Regions from separate parts of the Homo sapiens genome. Here all the other regions are linked to region 2. The links are chromatin loops, found by intact Hi-C in ENCODE. Cell type or tissue: heart left ventricle. All regions are shown on one strand.

Region 1 (5,000 bases), 220 kb before region 2:
TGAAATTAGGGCAATTTAAAACTACATAAGCTCAGTGTTCTTATCAAAATCGGTCCTGGATCCTAGATAATCATCCTCCTAGGGAATTATCCATCTTGATGTCTGCTTCTCTTCTGGAAACCTGCTATGAGAACACCTCTCCCTTTGCCCGGCCCCACCTTATGAGAATCTGTGACACTGAACTAGGAGGGCCATTAGGGTGGCTTCTAGCCAGCTGCCTCGAACTCATGCTATATGTCTCAAGGAAGCTATGACACATAAGTGCTGAGAAAGTCTGGAAATTGTGGTCAGCATATGTGCCCTATTGATGGCAGGAGACAGCTATCTTTGTAAAAGGTAGCATATGGCAAGAGACAATAACATGCAGTGATGGCACCCAGACTCTGCACATTCCTACCAAACAGGGCTCTTTGCAATCCAAACACCAGGTCATTCTAGGATTGGATATAAGAACCCAGTGTAGCATGTATAGGTAAGCTGTGCAATATAAATAGTTTGGCTAATATATTAGTTCATTCTCACACTGCTATAAAGACACTACCCAAGACTGGGTAATTTATAAAGAAAAGAGGTTTAATTGACTCACAGTTTCACATGGCTGGGGAGGCCTCAGGAAGCTTATAATCATGACAGAAGGAGAAGCAGGCATGTCCTACATGGCAGCAGGTGAGAGAAGTGAAGTGTGAGCACAGGAAATACTGCCATTTTTAAAACCATCAGGTCTCATGAGACTCACTCACTATCACAAGAACAGCGTGGGGGAAACCGCCCCCATAATCCAGTCACCACAAATCAGGTCCCTTCCTTGACACATGGGAATTACAACTCAAGATGAGATTTGGGTGGGGACACAGAGCTAAACCGTATCAGCTAATGTAGGGACCTTACAGGTAAATAAACTGAGGGCTAACCAATATGCATATTTCCTCTCATCTATCCCACACCTGCTTGCCGTCTTTCAGTCTGCAAAATGACCTGCCTTCTCACTCTCAAAAGACCATCTCAGCATGATGAGTTGATGATTCTCTATCAATGGCCTCCTTTCCCTCTCATCCATTTCAAAATATTTGTATGTCTTCACTGGTATTTTTCTCCTTGTTTACCTCTCCAGAGGAAACAGAATCTTTCCACTAGACAAAGGCTCACCCCTCCATCGAGGTCCTGAATGCAATCTCTCTTATTTTTCTAACCTTCTAAGCATGTAATAATTCATCCAAACCGGAGGAAAAGGAAGCTATGATGGGAAGGCATAGGGGGCCATCAGGTCTGAACTGAGACTGCACTAGTCCAACCAAACATGCTATCTCCGACATGCCTTAAATCTCTTTCTTTACACCACCTGCCAATCAATAAATATGATGAAAAGATTCCATATTAAAAATGAATGAATAAAAGAACCCTTGATCTCTCTGATTTTCCTCTTTTATTCTTATCACCTCCAAAGTTCTAGGGAAGGCAGTCTATATCTGCTTCCTTCCCACTTCAGTTTGTTGAAATCTCCACCAGGTTCTGGATATCATTCTTGTAAAACTCATCAGTGGTTTAACTTCGGTGGAGCCTCATCCTATTTAATGTTATCCGAAATTTAACCACTGCCTACCTCTTCTTCTTAAAGCTATCTCTTTTCTTGAAATATGAGGAATGATTCTCTCCTGGCTCTCATCTCTCCTGCCTTTCTGCTTCTCGGATTTTGCTGATTCCTTTCTGTGGGGACATGGTTAATATTTGTGGGACTGTCAAACTCCTCATTGCAGCCATGGCTCCTCCAAAAGGTAGGGTTCTCCTTGGGCTTCTGATGCCTTCTCTTTCTGGGTCATTTCCACCAGCAGAGGGACCCCTTGAGGCGAGGGTGCTAATCCTTGTTCTGCAGACTATAAGGAACAGGCAGGGTTGTGTCAATACACTCGTGGGACAAGGGAGCCTGGTGAAAACCCCATGCATATGAGATAGGGGTGTGGCTGAGCAGGAGAAGGAGGACAGACAGCAAGGAGGCGAGTCGGCCTCTCTTCCAGTCCTCAAGTCTGCCCCAGTGCTTGTCCTACTGTGACTTGCCTTGGAGGAGTGAGGCATTGGAGAGGGAAAAGCTTGCATGAGCCAGGCCTGACCCTTGGGCTGCCAGTCTTCATGATACAAACCTGTATGTTTAGGAGACAGAGAGACCAGCAGGGGCAGCAGTATGAGCTGTTTTCATGAGCCCTAGTAAGTTAGAGAGGCCTTAAAATTAAGTCTACAATAAGATGATAGGCCTTCCTACTTAGAAAAAATAAGGATGCCCATCCATGTGAATAGATAGATATTCACAAAGGCAGTGCCCATGCTAACCACAGTACTGGCCGGTGGGAGGATCTCTGTTCTTAGCCTGGTCACACATTTCTCCTAGTGGACTCCAAGTTGGGTCACACAGCCCTATTGTCACTCCCTGGCTACTGAGCACAACTGCTTACAATCCACCCTGTCCCCATCCTGGGTAGCCTGGAAAATCCCTGTAATTATAAACAGGCCCTGTCTCCAAGCCATCCCTCTCCCCAGGGCCCCACCGCAAGGTGGAGACGGTGACTCAGCTTGGCCCCTGCTGGAGCTTATTTCTGTGGGCAGTCCCAGCAGGAAATCATTGGGAGTTGAGGCATTGGGAGGGCCTTCTTAGGGGCTGCTGGGTTCTGGACAGCAGGAGAGGGAGGAGAGTTGCTCGGGAGCTCTCCAAGCTAAATCAATCCTTTCCCTTTCAGCTCAGAGATAAAAACCTGGAGTGCCATTTGAGCGCTCAGCACCCAGGAATGTCCCCACACAGCTGACAGGCATCAGCTTCCATTTAGAATGTGTGAGATTGCTGGCTGCCAGACCCACCCCTGTGGTTTAGTGAATGCCAAGAAAGTCCTGGAAATGAAGGAATTAAATAGCCATAGTCCAAGCATGTATTTCTCACACTGAGAATTACTCAGCACCCTCACATAGCAGATCCGGATATGTGGGTTACAATAATCCCTTATATTTATATAGCACTTTTTAGTTTACAAAGCACTTTCAAGTCCATTAGTGCATGTGATCCTCCAGACGGCCCTATGAAACATCAGGGAAGCTATTATTAGTCTCGCCCCACTCTGCTCCCATAATTCTTTGTACATACCTCCTCTAAAACACTTATCACTTGGTTCTGTAATGACTTGCTTACAGTGTGTTACAGTGAAAAGAACATGGGCTTTGGAATCAAACAGCCTTGAGTGTGAAAGCTGGCTCTGCCATTTACCATCTGCCTGAGCTTAGGTTAGGTACTTCCTCTCTCTAAGTCTTAGTTTTCCTATTTCTAAGAGTGCGGCTAAGAAGCTGATGATCTCCCCTGGTTGTTGTAAGAATTAGAGAATGGAATGCATATGAAAGTACCAAACACTGTCAGAATGCAGTAAGTGCTCACTAAAGATTGGATCTTCTCTTCCCTAGTGACAGTGCGTGACTTAAAGCCTGGCCCCACACTTTATTTATTTTGTGTATCTCCAGAGCTTAGCACAAGATTTGGTAAATGGGCATTATTTAAAAACAAGAAAAAACAAATGCATGAATGAAAGAATCCTATTTTATAAACAAGGAAACAGAAGCCCAAAGTGGCTAAGTGCTCTATCAAGGGTGAAAGTGGAATTTCTGGTACCTTATCTGAAGTCCCCCCTGTTGCAGGTTCTCAACATCTGTTGTCAATCTTCCTATTAGTTAATTAAACTCCTGCCCCAAACACCATCCTTGACTGTTGTCGATGCTTCTGGCTTTTTCCCAATGAGCTCAACTCTTCAAGGAAATGAAAGAGCCTCATTTGCACAGAAAGGCCAGAAAACCCTAGTTGGCCAGCATCCTTTGGGTCTAAGCTATAAGCAGCGCAAATTAGCCCAGCCATTTATATGCAAAATAAGCACCAAGCCTTGAAGATTGTTTGAAAATTGCCTACCTAAGGAGTGTAAGTTAAAAGTTGATTCAAAAACTGTTTGGTTGCATCTAGGAAAGTGAATGCCAAATTGGTCTTTTCAAATTCAAATCTAAGTTAACCTTCAACTTAAAACCTACAGCGCCTCTTCATTATCACTTAGATTCAGGGGCAGAATCTCTTTCCCGGCCTGAGTCCCTAAGTGGACCAGCCTGGCTCCCACATTGCATCTTAGACACTTCATTGCCTCTGCCCGTCAGGATTTCTCCTCCAGCCTACTGGCCTTCCTTTAGATTTTATGATGTCACGTTCTTCCCCTGCATATGTTTGTTTCATCTCTCCGGAAACTCACGTTCCTCCTTCCTTTAGTTAACTCCTGTTCCTCAGATTTTGGCTCAAATATCACTTCCCCTAGACATCGTTCCCTGATTGCCTAATCTAGGCCAAGTTTATTATATGACACATAGGATTTATTTGGATCTTTTATATCACTTTTTTTTTTTTTTTTTTTTTTTTTTTTTGTGAGATGGAGTCTCGCTCTGTCACCAGGCTGGAGTGCAGTGGCGCGATCTTGGCTCCCTGCAATCTCTGACTCCCTCGTTCAAGCAATTCTCCTGCCTCAGCCTCCTGAGTAACTGGGATTACAGGCATGCGCCACCACACCCAGCTAATTTTTATATTTTTAGTAGAAACAGGGTTTCGCCATTTTGGCCAGGATGGTCTCCATCTCCCGACCTCATGATCTGCCCGCCTTGGCCTCCCAAAGTGCTGGGATTACAGGCGTGAGCCACCATGCCCGGCCTTATATCACTTTTAATACACACTCTTACAGTGATTACTGAACAATGTCTGCATCCCCCTCTACAATGGAAACACCATGAGAACACAAAGGTTATGTTGGTTTTGCTCACTTTTGTATCTTCAGTGCCTGGCATGGAGTGGCTACTCAGTATTTGTCAACAAGAAGAAGGTTGATCTGGCTGACTCAGAAGGTGGTCTCCTACTAGGTCGCCATCTGGGTAGCAGGGTAGAGGTCCAGCCGGGCCACTGATGTTTGCGAGGGTTTTTGAGCTCAGAGACCTCTCATAGAATA
Region 2 (5,000 bases):
ACGTCTTCCAGACTTCAAAGACCGACAAGCTTCAAACAGCGCCTTCCGGAGCGGGTCCTACCTCCCCTCCCCCGCCCCGCCCCCTCTGCCTTTGTTGCAATCACGAATTTCAGGAAAAAGAAATAGTAATTACAAAAACACATTTTTTGGGAAAATAATCACAACTCCAGACTAGGTATGCAACTACCTTGAGACACGATAAAGGAAGGGAGGGGGGACAAAAAAAGGACAGGAAAAATGTTTAAAAACTACTCATTTCACTTTAACTCCACCAAAATTTTCATCATGTTTTCCAATTTCTTTGCGTCACGACATCTTATCAATATCATCAGCATCTTCTTCTCTCCCCTCCACCCTACCACCGCCACCATCAACACCACCATCATCATCATCATTATCATCATCATCATCACCACTACAACTTCCTCCCAAGGAACCCAGCTCTGCACCCTCCGAGAGAAAGAGCGAGCAGCGGGCGCCTTTCAATATGTGAACACCAGGTCGGAGAAGTTCGCCTCCAGCCAGTCCCCCGCGATCATCTCGCTCAGCTCCGGCGTGCAGTAGTCGGGGAACTCGAAGTGGGAGCCCAGGCTGCCCTCGCTGAACGAATCCAAATCCTTATCCACCAGCGACAGGGACAGGTTCCCGGCCGCCGCGCCGCCCCCCAGCTGCTGCTCGCTGGCGCTGTGCGCGCTTTGAGAGAAATTCAAGCTCAGGTCGAACATCAGGTCGTCGGCGTCCTCGCCGCTGCTGCCGCTGCTGCTGCCGCTGCTGCTGGACGAGGAGGTGGACACCGAGCGCGAGGACGCGGGCGACAGCGCGGGCTGCGCGAGCGGCGGCGGGTGCTGCTTGGTGATGTTCTTGAAGCTGTAGTAGAGGCGGCTGCCGCCCCCGGCGCCCGAGGTCGCGCCGGCCCGCACCTCGTCGTAGAGGCTCGCTCCCTCGGGGGACTCCGCCGAGCTGCTCAGCGTAGGGCTGGCGGGCACTTTGGCGACGTTGTAGCGTCTCAGCAGCTGCGACGGCTGCTGCCCCGGCGGCTGCAGGAGCTGCTGGTGCGGTGGTTCCTCGTCCTCCTCGTCCGGCTCCTGTTTGATCTGCAGCTGCAGCTCGTCGTCGTCGTCGTCGTCGTCGTCGTCCTCATCCAGAAACACGCACTTGACCGTCTTGCCCGCGCCGCCGCCGCCCGAGCCGCTCACGCGCAGGCTGCCCAGCACGTAGTCGTCGCCCGCGCCCCCGTAGTCCCCGGACTGGGCCGCCTTGCCCGCGCCCGCCTTGGCGCCCGCGGCCGCGGGGGCCTTGAGCTTGCCGCATTTCTTGCTGGAGCCCTTGGAGGTCTTGGCACCGCCCGCGCCTCCGCCCGCGCTCCCGCCGCCGCCGCCGGCCGCGCTCTTCTCTGGGCTCTGGCTGGCGCTGGGCTTGGCCGAGGGGTCCATTTTGGGCTTTTTCCGGGGCCGGTACTTGTAGTCGGGGTAGTCGGCCATGTGCTTGAGCCGCAGCCGCTCCGCCTCCCGGATGAACGGGATCTTCTCGCTGTCCTTCAGCATTTTCCAGCGCTTGCCCAGCCTCTTGGAGATCTCGGCGTTGTGCATGTCCGGAGACTGCTCCATGATCTTCCTGCGTTCGATCTTGGACCATACCATGAACGCGTTCATCGGCCGCTTGATGTGGCCCGACGCCGTCTTGCACCAGTCTGGGTCGCTCTCGTCCAGGGCCACCGGGCTGCAAGCCATGAATTCGCCCTCCTCCGTGTCCAGCGCCTCCCGGGGCAGGTTGCTCTCCGCTTCCAAGCTCTCCGCCTGCTGCACCATGATCCGCTGCAGGGCTGGACGCTCCAACCCGGGCCGCTGGGTCTCGTGCGGAGGTCCCCCTCCCCCTCCCACCCCTCCACCTTCCTGGGCAAGTTGCAAAGTCCTCGGCACCCCGCTTTCGCGGCTCCCCCCCTCCCCCCCGCCCCCCCTTCCAGGCTGCACACAGCGGCTGTGGTGGCTTCGGCGACGACGGCCGCCGGCGCGGTGGGAGCTGCGGTCGCGACAGGAGAGGCGGTGGCGACGGCGGTCGAGGCAGCCCGGGACCCCTCTCTCCGGCTCGTGGCTCCTACCGCAAGCGCCGGACCCCGAGCTCTCCCAGGCGCGCGCGCTCCTTCTGCAAAAAGTTGAGGTCTCTCTCTCAACTAGTTATCAGGGTGTCATATGGGTGACATCACTCCCCCAGCTAGCCAATGGCTGGGGGCCGGCTCCGCCCATCTTCCTTTATTAACTCGGAGGCCCCGCCCCTCCACCCCGCCCTCCGGGCTGCTTTGCAAAGATGGGGGTGGGGGGAGAGGAGGCATGTCTAGAAATATGTTATTTTTAAAAAATCCGCGTGTGTGCACAGATGCGCCTGTTCCCGGGATGCTCGGAAGCGGCGCGCGGCACCACGGGGAGCGGGCGGCCCGGGGCGAACCGGGATGGTTCGGGCGCCGGCGCTAACCGAGGACCGGGTCCCGGGAGAGGCCCCGCGCGCCTTTGTGCCCAGTCCCCGGGAGGCCCGACGGCGACAGCGGACGGCGCGCGCTCACTCCCCGGGTGCACACACTCGGGCACGCGCCCAGCCTGAGACGGCGGCCTCCGCCCGGCTCGCGGTCAGCCGCGCCCGGCCTGCCCCGGGGTGGGCGCAGCTGCTCCCCGGCGAGCCCCTCGCGGGGCTCGGCCGCTCCCCCGGGTCGCCGCCCCGAGCCCGCCCGGTAGCCCCGCGGCGGCCCTGGCCGACGGAAGGTGGCGCTTGAAGACAGCAACCTTCCCGGCACGTGGGCTCTGCTCTCCTTTTCCCTTTCTCCCTTTTTGTAAGGCAAAGAAATCAATTTAAAGCTCGAGAGGCGGTGAGCTCCCTCCCCCGTTTTGCATTTTTCTGTTTTGTCCTTTTTCTCCGTCTGTTTTCCCTCCTCGGTGGTGTTTGGGGACGCGGCTGTGCGGGTTGGGCTGCGCCGCGCCCCCGCGCGCCCCGCCCCGGGCGGGGGCCGGAGTAACGGTCTGCGGGGCCCTCGGGTTCAAGCTGGCCACTCCCAGGGCTGGCTCCGGAGCGGGCTCTGGGTCCCGCAGGCTCCAGCAAGCCCGCGCCCCGCCCGGCGTCCCTGCGAGGGGCCCGGCGCCCTCCTTCCCTTCTCCCTCTGCTCCCCGCCCCTCCTCTCCCCGCCCCGTCCTCTCCCCGCCCCTCCGCCGCTCCTTTCTCCTTCCCAGGCCTCCTCTTCCTCTTTGTCCTTCCCCCATCCTCGGTCGCCAGCGCTTCTCCGGCAGCCTCGTCCTGAAATCGTGCGATTGTGAGCTAGAAGCCTTCTGGGTCACTCATAAACCAAAGAGAAAATAAGGTGCACTCGAGTTTCCCGTCTAAATATTTTCCCTGGAGATGGAAAGGTGCGCTGGCGGCCGGGGAGCCGCGACCTGGGGCGCGCTGGGCCTCGCAGAGCAGCCGCGGACCCCGGCGATCGTGCCGTGTTCGTCTCCTTTGTGTTTCTTTATTGAGTCCCTACTACCTCTACGGATATTCTGGGGGCAATTAAAGAAAATCACCGCTTCATAGGTATGGTCTGTCGCCACCCTCGCCTTCTCCACACCCCCCAGCACTGGGTATCTGGGAACTTTGAGCAGTTCCTAAGACACTGCCCGGATCCCTTCACCAGAGAAATCAGCCGTGTAGGACTGGGAAAATTATCCGAATCTGCTTCCTTTCAGGTGCCCTCCTGCAATTAATACTACATTTCTTAAGTATTGGATCTTCTCTGAGGATTCTAATATCATAAAATAATACCGTGTTTTACACAGATCATGATTTGAAAAAATTACCGCCATTGCGATAAGCCATTCCCGCCCCCGTCCCCCACTTCCCCGACTCATCCTAAAGAAAAACACTGCATCGAATACTTGGAATATTCAGACCAACTTAAATCTTGATAATGCTGGCAATTTATTCTTTCCAGGGCCATAGGAACCAAAAGAATTTACAGTCATTCATACTGGGTGACTTAAAGTCTGGAGATGTATAAAATCCAAGGCAGTGTGTGAAAACTCATCTTCACTCCCGCACGGCGAGCACTAGGTCTTGTTTTTCTCTTACAGCTCACACGTTTTTCAGCTATTGGGAACACCACCGGAGGGAGGGTGGGGTGGAGCACAAGGTGAACCTACACCCACCTCCCCACAACTGCAGGACAAATCCACACTCTAGAGAAAAGGATTGAAATATTTCAGCTCAGCTTCATTATTTGCTTGCAAAGTGTGAGGGCACCTACCATTTGGGCCTCGGAAAGAGAATGCATTTGAAAATCTTTGGCAAATTCCATATTGATTTGCTATCTTTACGCTATAGCAAAAATCATGCTTAGCTTTAAAATGAGAATGATCTGAATATAGTAGGAGTGAAAAATAATAGATTTTATTCTCATAGCGCTGCGATCTTTTTAGAGGAAATAAAAGTTAAAATCTGCTCTTTCGAACAAGAAATATAATTTCTGTTCAAGGCAACATGAGCCGTTTGTTGGAGAAGATAAAGCAAAGATTGGGATTGCTAAAGCAGGCACTGAAGGCGGCACAGGCGGGTGCTACAGCTGAATCCCCCCTGTCATGTAGGAGAGGCCAGGCAATTTTCACAAGAGATTAACTAGATTGCTATTTTGTAGCATGGACTCACCCCACATACTTAATGTTGTTAGACGTAGTCGAGTGAGGAATGAAAAAAATGATAATCTGTATACTTTATTTTTGCTCCCTAAGGGAAAATTTTTAAATAAGTATAGCATTTAAAAAAAAATATGGGAACATGTTTGAGAGTACGCATGCTTCTTACAGGAATAATAGTTACTTCTGAAAACAGATGTTTGCGCCATTAACAGTAACCAACTATTTAGAGAAATTTTAGGCTACCAAATAGAAAATATAGCCTTTAATAATGCACCTCTTGAAAACCTAATTTAGTAAAATGGAAATAGGTCTACTGTTTTTTAAGCCACTGAATGTATATCATAATTA
Region 3 (5,000 bases), 180 kb after region 2:
TTGCAAGTCTCAAACACCATCAGGACTAATCCCATTGTACCCTTCATCTATTTATATTAGTTACCTCCAAAAGTAAAAAATGAACATAAGGCCAGGTGTGGTGGCTCACGCCTGTAATCCCAGCATTTTGGGAGGCTGAGGTGGGTGAATCACAAGGTCAGGAGTTCAAGACCAGCCTGGCCAATATGGTGAAACTCTGTCTCTACTAAAAACACAAAAATTAGTTGGCCTTGTTGGCCTGCGCCTGTAGTCCCTGCTACTTGGGAGGCTGAGGCAGAAGAATAGCTTGAATCCAGGAGGCGGAGGTTGCAGTGAGCCAAGATGGCACCACTGCACTCCAGCCTGGGTGACAGAGTGAGACTCTGTCTCAAAAAAAAAAAAAAAAAAATGAACATAAGGCCAAGATACACGGGCTGTACAGCTCTGTGCACCTCTAAAGTGACTTCATCCCTCATGCTTCCTCAGCTATCAAATCCTTCCCTTATTCCTTCTCTACCTCCTGAGACTAAAGTCTATCATGAACAGAATGCCCACACCTTCAAACTTTCCCTTGAATATTGAATATTGTTTTCAAACTTTGTCTACAACTACCTTCCCCCAATGCCCACAGTCATCTCAAAGTGGTTGTTTTCTCTCCAACATCTTTGCACAGCTGGACCTTGGGGTGAGATCAATGTATTCATTGCTTTTTACTGCCATTTCCAGAGTATCCGGTTCTCCACTCTAACCCCTTCCACCTCTGATGCTTATACCCACCACCACTATCTTTGCTTTTTGCAGTATCTACCAACACTCAGAAGATTCTCTTTTCCTAGTTGTGGCTCCTGGCTCCCTGCTCCTCCCTCCAGGACTACTTCTGCCATAATTCTTGGAAACTGCACTGACTACAGAGATGACCTTTTCATTACCCTGTCTAAGTTCTTTGGCATCCTCTGCTCCAATTATCTTGCACTCCCTCCCACTTCAGACTCCCATTCTCAAGGTCACATTTTGGGACTTGTCATTACCATTGACTATGTCCCTCCATTATCACAGTTTCAAGCATTCCATTCTATGCCCTTAATTTCCTATATCTTCTGCACACTTACTCAAGTTCCTGCAATCCAACCATTATTTAACATGAACAGAATAGACCATCAACTCTTCCTACTGCATTTTATCTGACCCTCATCTTTCTCAGGTTCTCACTTCCTCCCGATTCCATATTAGACTCTATAGTCAACATAAGCCCTCTCTTGCTTCTCTCTTGCCATCTGAGGTGCTCATGAAAACGCTAGTCTAAGTTTCTACCTGTTCTATCTTTATACTCAAAAAGCTGAACTTGGATGTAGAGAAATTCAAAAGCATACTGACTGATCTTTCTAAATGTTTGGGCTGGGCATAGTGGCTCACACCTGTAGCCCCAGCATTTTGAGAAATTGAGGTGGACAGATCACTTGAGCTCAGGAGTTCAAGGCCAGCCTGGGCAACATAGTGAGACCCTGTCTATAAAAAAAAAATTGGGGCATAATATCGGCATAATAGCACACAACTGTAATCCCAAACTATTTGGCAGGTAGAGATGGGAGAATTGCTTGAACACAGGAGATTGAAGCTGCAGTGAGCCCTGATGGAGCCACTGTACTCCAGCCTGGGTGACAGAAGGAGACCCTGTCTCAAAAATTAAAAAACAATTATGACCATCACGTTGAGGCTGTCAGTGCTTTCTAGCAACCCTTGGGTATTTCTGATTCCTTAATTTTTGCTTTTCCTGGATAAGTAGCTTATTTCTCCTTCACATCAAACCACCAGTACCACCTCCTTTATCCTCAATCTCAGCTAATGGCCTTGCCTTCTACATCCTTGAGAAAAATAGAAGCAATCAGAGGAGGATTTCCTATCCTTACAATACACATCAATGAAACCACGTAATTGCCTTAGCTCCTACTCTTATAAATGACTTCCCGATGTTCCTGTCTAGGGCTATCTTCTTCAGAATTAGATCCCTTCTCTTTTGGTCTAATCATGGGCATCACTATATTTTTACAAAATCATCAATTTTTCTCTCCAATTATCATGCCATCCATGTGCAAATATGCTGTAATTTCTCTCATCAAAAAAAAAAAAGATTTATTTCTTTATACCTTGACTCCACATCCCTTCCAGCTACCGCTTCATTTCTTCCTTCACTTTTAACACCAAAATCCTCACATTCTGTTTACATCTCTGTGTGCACTGCCTCTCATTCCATTCCATCTTACATCTCTGAAATCAGGCTTCTGTTCTCACCACTCCAAGGAAGTGGTTTTTCTTGAAGTCATCAATGTCCTCTTTATTGCTAAATCTGGTGGCCATTTTCCCATCTTTATCTTATTTGATCTCCCAGCAGCATTCAACACAGTCTGTTGTTTGCTCCTGTCTGAGACGCTTTCTTCCCCTGTCTTTCTGAACACCCCACACTCCTGGTTTTCCTTGTGGTCACTAGCCATATCTTCCCAGTCTACTGTGCCCACTTCTCATGATCTTCCTCTACATCTAACTGTCTAAAAAGATAGGGCTTGGGCCTTAGATTTTTCTCTTGCTTCTTTCTACATTTATCTCTAGGAAATCTCATTGAACCTTAAATACTTAAATATCTTCCATGTTGTGGCCAGGCGCAGTGGCTCACACCTGTAATCCCAGCACTTTGGGAGGCTGAGGCAGGTGGATCACAAGGTCAGGAGATCAAGACCATCCTGGCCAACATGGTGAAACCCTGGCTCTACTAAAAAGGCAAAAATTAGCCAGGCATGGTGGCATGTGCCTGTAATCCCAGCTACTCGGGAGGCTGAGGAAGGAGAACGGCTTGAACCCAGGAGTCGGAGGTTGCAGTGAACCAAGATCGCACCACTGCACTCCAGCCTGGTGACAGAGCAAGACTCCATCAAAAACTAATAATAATAATAATTAAAATAAATACCTTTCATGTTGTGATGACTCAAATTCACATCTCTAGGTCAGACTTCTTTCCTGACCTCAAGGCTGGTATATACAATTTCTAATTGGATCTTTCCCTTTTTGCTCTGTTAGGAATCTTAAAGATGACACATCCAAAACTATTTTTTTTCCTTCACAATTGTCCATTCTCAGTAAAAAACAACATCTCTGCAGTTGTTCAGGCCAAGAACCTTGGGATTACCCTTGCTGTCTTTTTTTTTTCTCTTACCATATATCCATTCATTCAGAAAATTCCGCTTGTTCGACCTTCAAATATAACTGGAGTCTGATAACGTCTTAAAATTCTATTACTATCTCCATTGTTCAGGGCAGTATCATCTTTCTCCCGGATTATTTTGTTTGTCTGTTAACTGATCTCCCTCCATACCCTCACCCTGCTTACAGGCTTCTCTCAGGACAGCAGCCACAGCTAAAGCCAATGTCATTACATGGCCTGGAAGATCTGATCCTTGCTGCATTTCTGGATTTGCTTTCTGGTAGAGGTAGCACCAAAAATGCCATCTGAAAGCCCACACACCCAGCCGTTTCATGCACCTAGCCTAGCGACAGAGTAGAAAAACATCCACTTAACACAAAACCATCTGAGTTTCAATGCTTCCTCCATCACAAAGCTTCTGTCTTGGTCAACTTATTCATGATCTCCAGTCCTCAGATCATACATCATACTGGGTAATTGTAAGATTCCCAAATGCATGTATCTTCAGTCATCATGTCTAAAATGATAATACTGATGTAAAATTTTGTCCCCTCAAATCGTAAGCCACTGTTATATGTGTCTGTGTCCTTCTGGATATCATAGGAGGAGACTTCTTAGTAAGAATTAATTCCTAGTCTGAAAACGGATGGACTGCTTCCAAATTCTTAACAGTACCTAGGAGGTTTTGTTGTGTTACATTAGGGGAAGTTTAGAGTAGTTTTCTAAGCATTGTACTATATGGGCTACAGATTTGTTAAGACCTCAGCACCTCCAGGCCTTGGAGAAGCCAGAGTTCCTGTGCTTGGTGTCTCTGGTCATAAAGAACCTTGTCCACTTACTCACAGGGTGCCACACGATTATGATCATTTGCTCTCTGTGTTTTGTTCTGGAAGAGCCAAGTCAGACCATATGGATGGTCTTTTCATCCCAGCCTACCCAGGCGTGCATCAGAACTCACTGGTCTTTCTGTGTTTTCATAGCACTTAGAACTTGTGTTTAATGAATTTTAGTTTTCCGCCTTGCATCAAAGTAATTCCTGTATATTTAGTGTGTCTACTATTAAACTACATCCTCGAAAGAGAGAAGAGGAAAATGTGTCATAGATCTGGAGACAGAGGAGATATCATCAGTGGTGGAAGAGTATGACAGAAACATCTGGTTGCTTCCTAATGTCTAATTTCCCCTTCTTCCTCAGGAAAAGCTGAGCTCATTGCTACTCAGAATAAAAGACTACACTAGTACATCTCTAGCACCACGATCCTGGCCAATGAGATATTAGGAAAAAAAAAAAAAAAAGGAAAAGTGCTTAAAGACACTGAGAAAGTGTGTCCAGAGGTTTTGAAATAAAAAGAAGATGAAATATGAGATGGTACTTGGAGGGATAATACTGCCATTTGGAAACTATTTTATTTTTATTTCTTAGAACAAAGTGAGACCAATAGAGAAAAACCAAAGTAGCGAGAGACAGTGGCTATGGATAGAAACATATAGGAGAGAAATCTATGGATTGGGCTGGGCATGGCAGCTTACGCCTGTAATTCCAGCACTTTGGGAGGCCGAGGTGGGTGGATCACCTGAGGTCGGGAGTTCGAGACCAGCCTGGCCAACATGGAGAAACCCTGTCTCTACTAAAAATACAAAATTAGCCGGGCGTGGTGGTGGGTGCCTGTAATCCCAGCTACTCGGGAGGCTGAGGCAGGAGAATTGCTTGAACCCACGAGGCGGAGGTTGAAGTGAGCTGAGATCACGTGATTGCACTCCAGCCTGGGTGACAAGAGTAAAACTCCATCTCAAAGAAGAAAAAAGAAAAGATGTTCATGGATTGTTA

Evidence for each region. A loop is a pair of places that touch in the nucleus more often than their neighbours do. Peaks named below come from ENCODE experiments on the same cell type or tissue, not always from the same donor. Only the 100,000 strongest peaks of a DNase experiment are listed, where the experiment ranks them.
Region 1: it touches region 2 in a loop (11-fold over the local background); 19 of 110 quality-filtered maps call a loop at or near these places.
Region 3: a loop joins it to region 2, with 2.4 times the contacts of the local background. A loop is called at or near these places in 3 of 110 quality-filtered maps.

Annotation. Positions count from the first base shown.
Region 1 is chr2:5,913,067-5,918,066 of GRCh38, reverse strand. No RefSeq gene overlaps it. Among named protein-coding and RNA genes, the nearest start is that of SILC1, 17 kb to the left of the region's middle. In heart left ventricle, CTCF peaks have their summits at 1,821 (motif pointing right) and 2,524 (motif pointing right); no DNase peak of the experiment used is centred here; H3K27ac peaks cover 1,836 bases.
Region 2 is chr2:5,689,530-5,694,529 of GRCh38, reverse strand. It overlaps SOX11 (SRY-box transcription factor 11), which reads right to left and starts at 2,146. Exons shown (of 1, transcript NM_003108.4): 1 at 1-2,146. The coding sequence starts at 1,808. The coding sequence ends at 483. It overlaps LINC01248 (long intergenic non-protein coding RNA 1248), which reads left to right and starts at 3,412. Exons shown (of 5, transcript NR_110580.1): 1 at 3,412-3,555. It overlaps LOC124908052 (a long non-coding RNA gene), which reads left to right and starts at 3,567. Exons shown (of 2, transcript XR_007088653.1): 1 at 3,567-5,000. In heart left ventricle, a CTCF peak has its summit at 2,773 (motif pointing right); a DNase peak (open chromatin) is centred at 2,084; H3K4me3 peaks cover 3,272 bases; H3K27me3 peaks cover 3,835 bases.
Region 3 is chr2:5,512,787-5,517,786 of GRCh38, reverse strand. No RefSeq gene overlaps it. Among named protein-coding and RNA genes, the nearest start is that of LINC01248, 180 kb to the left of the region's middle. In heart left ventricle, no CTCF peak of the experiment used is centred here; no DNase peak of the experiment used is centred here.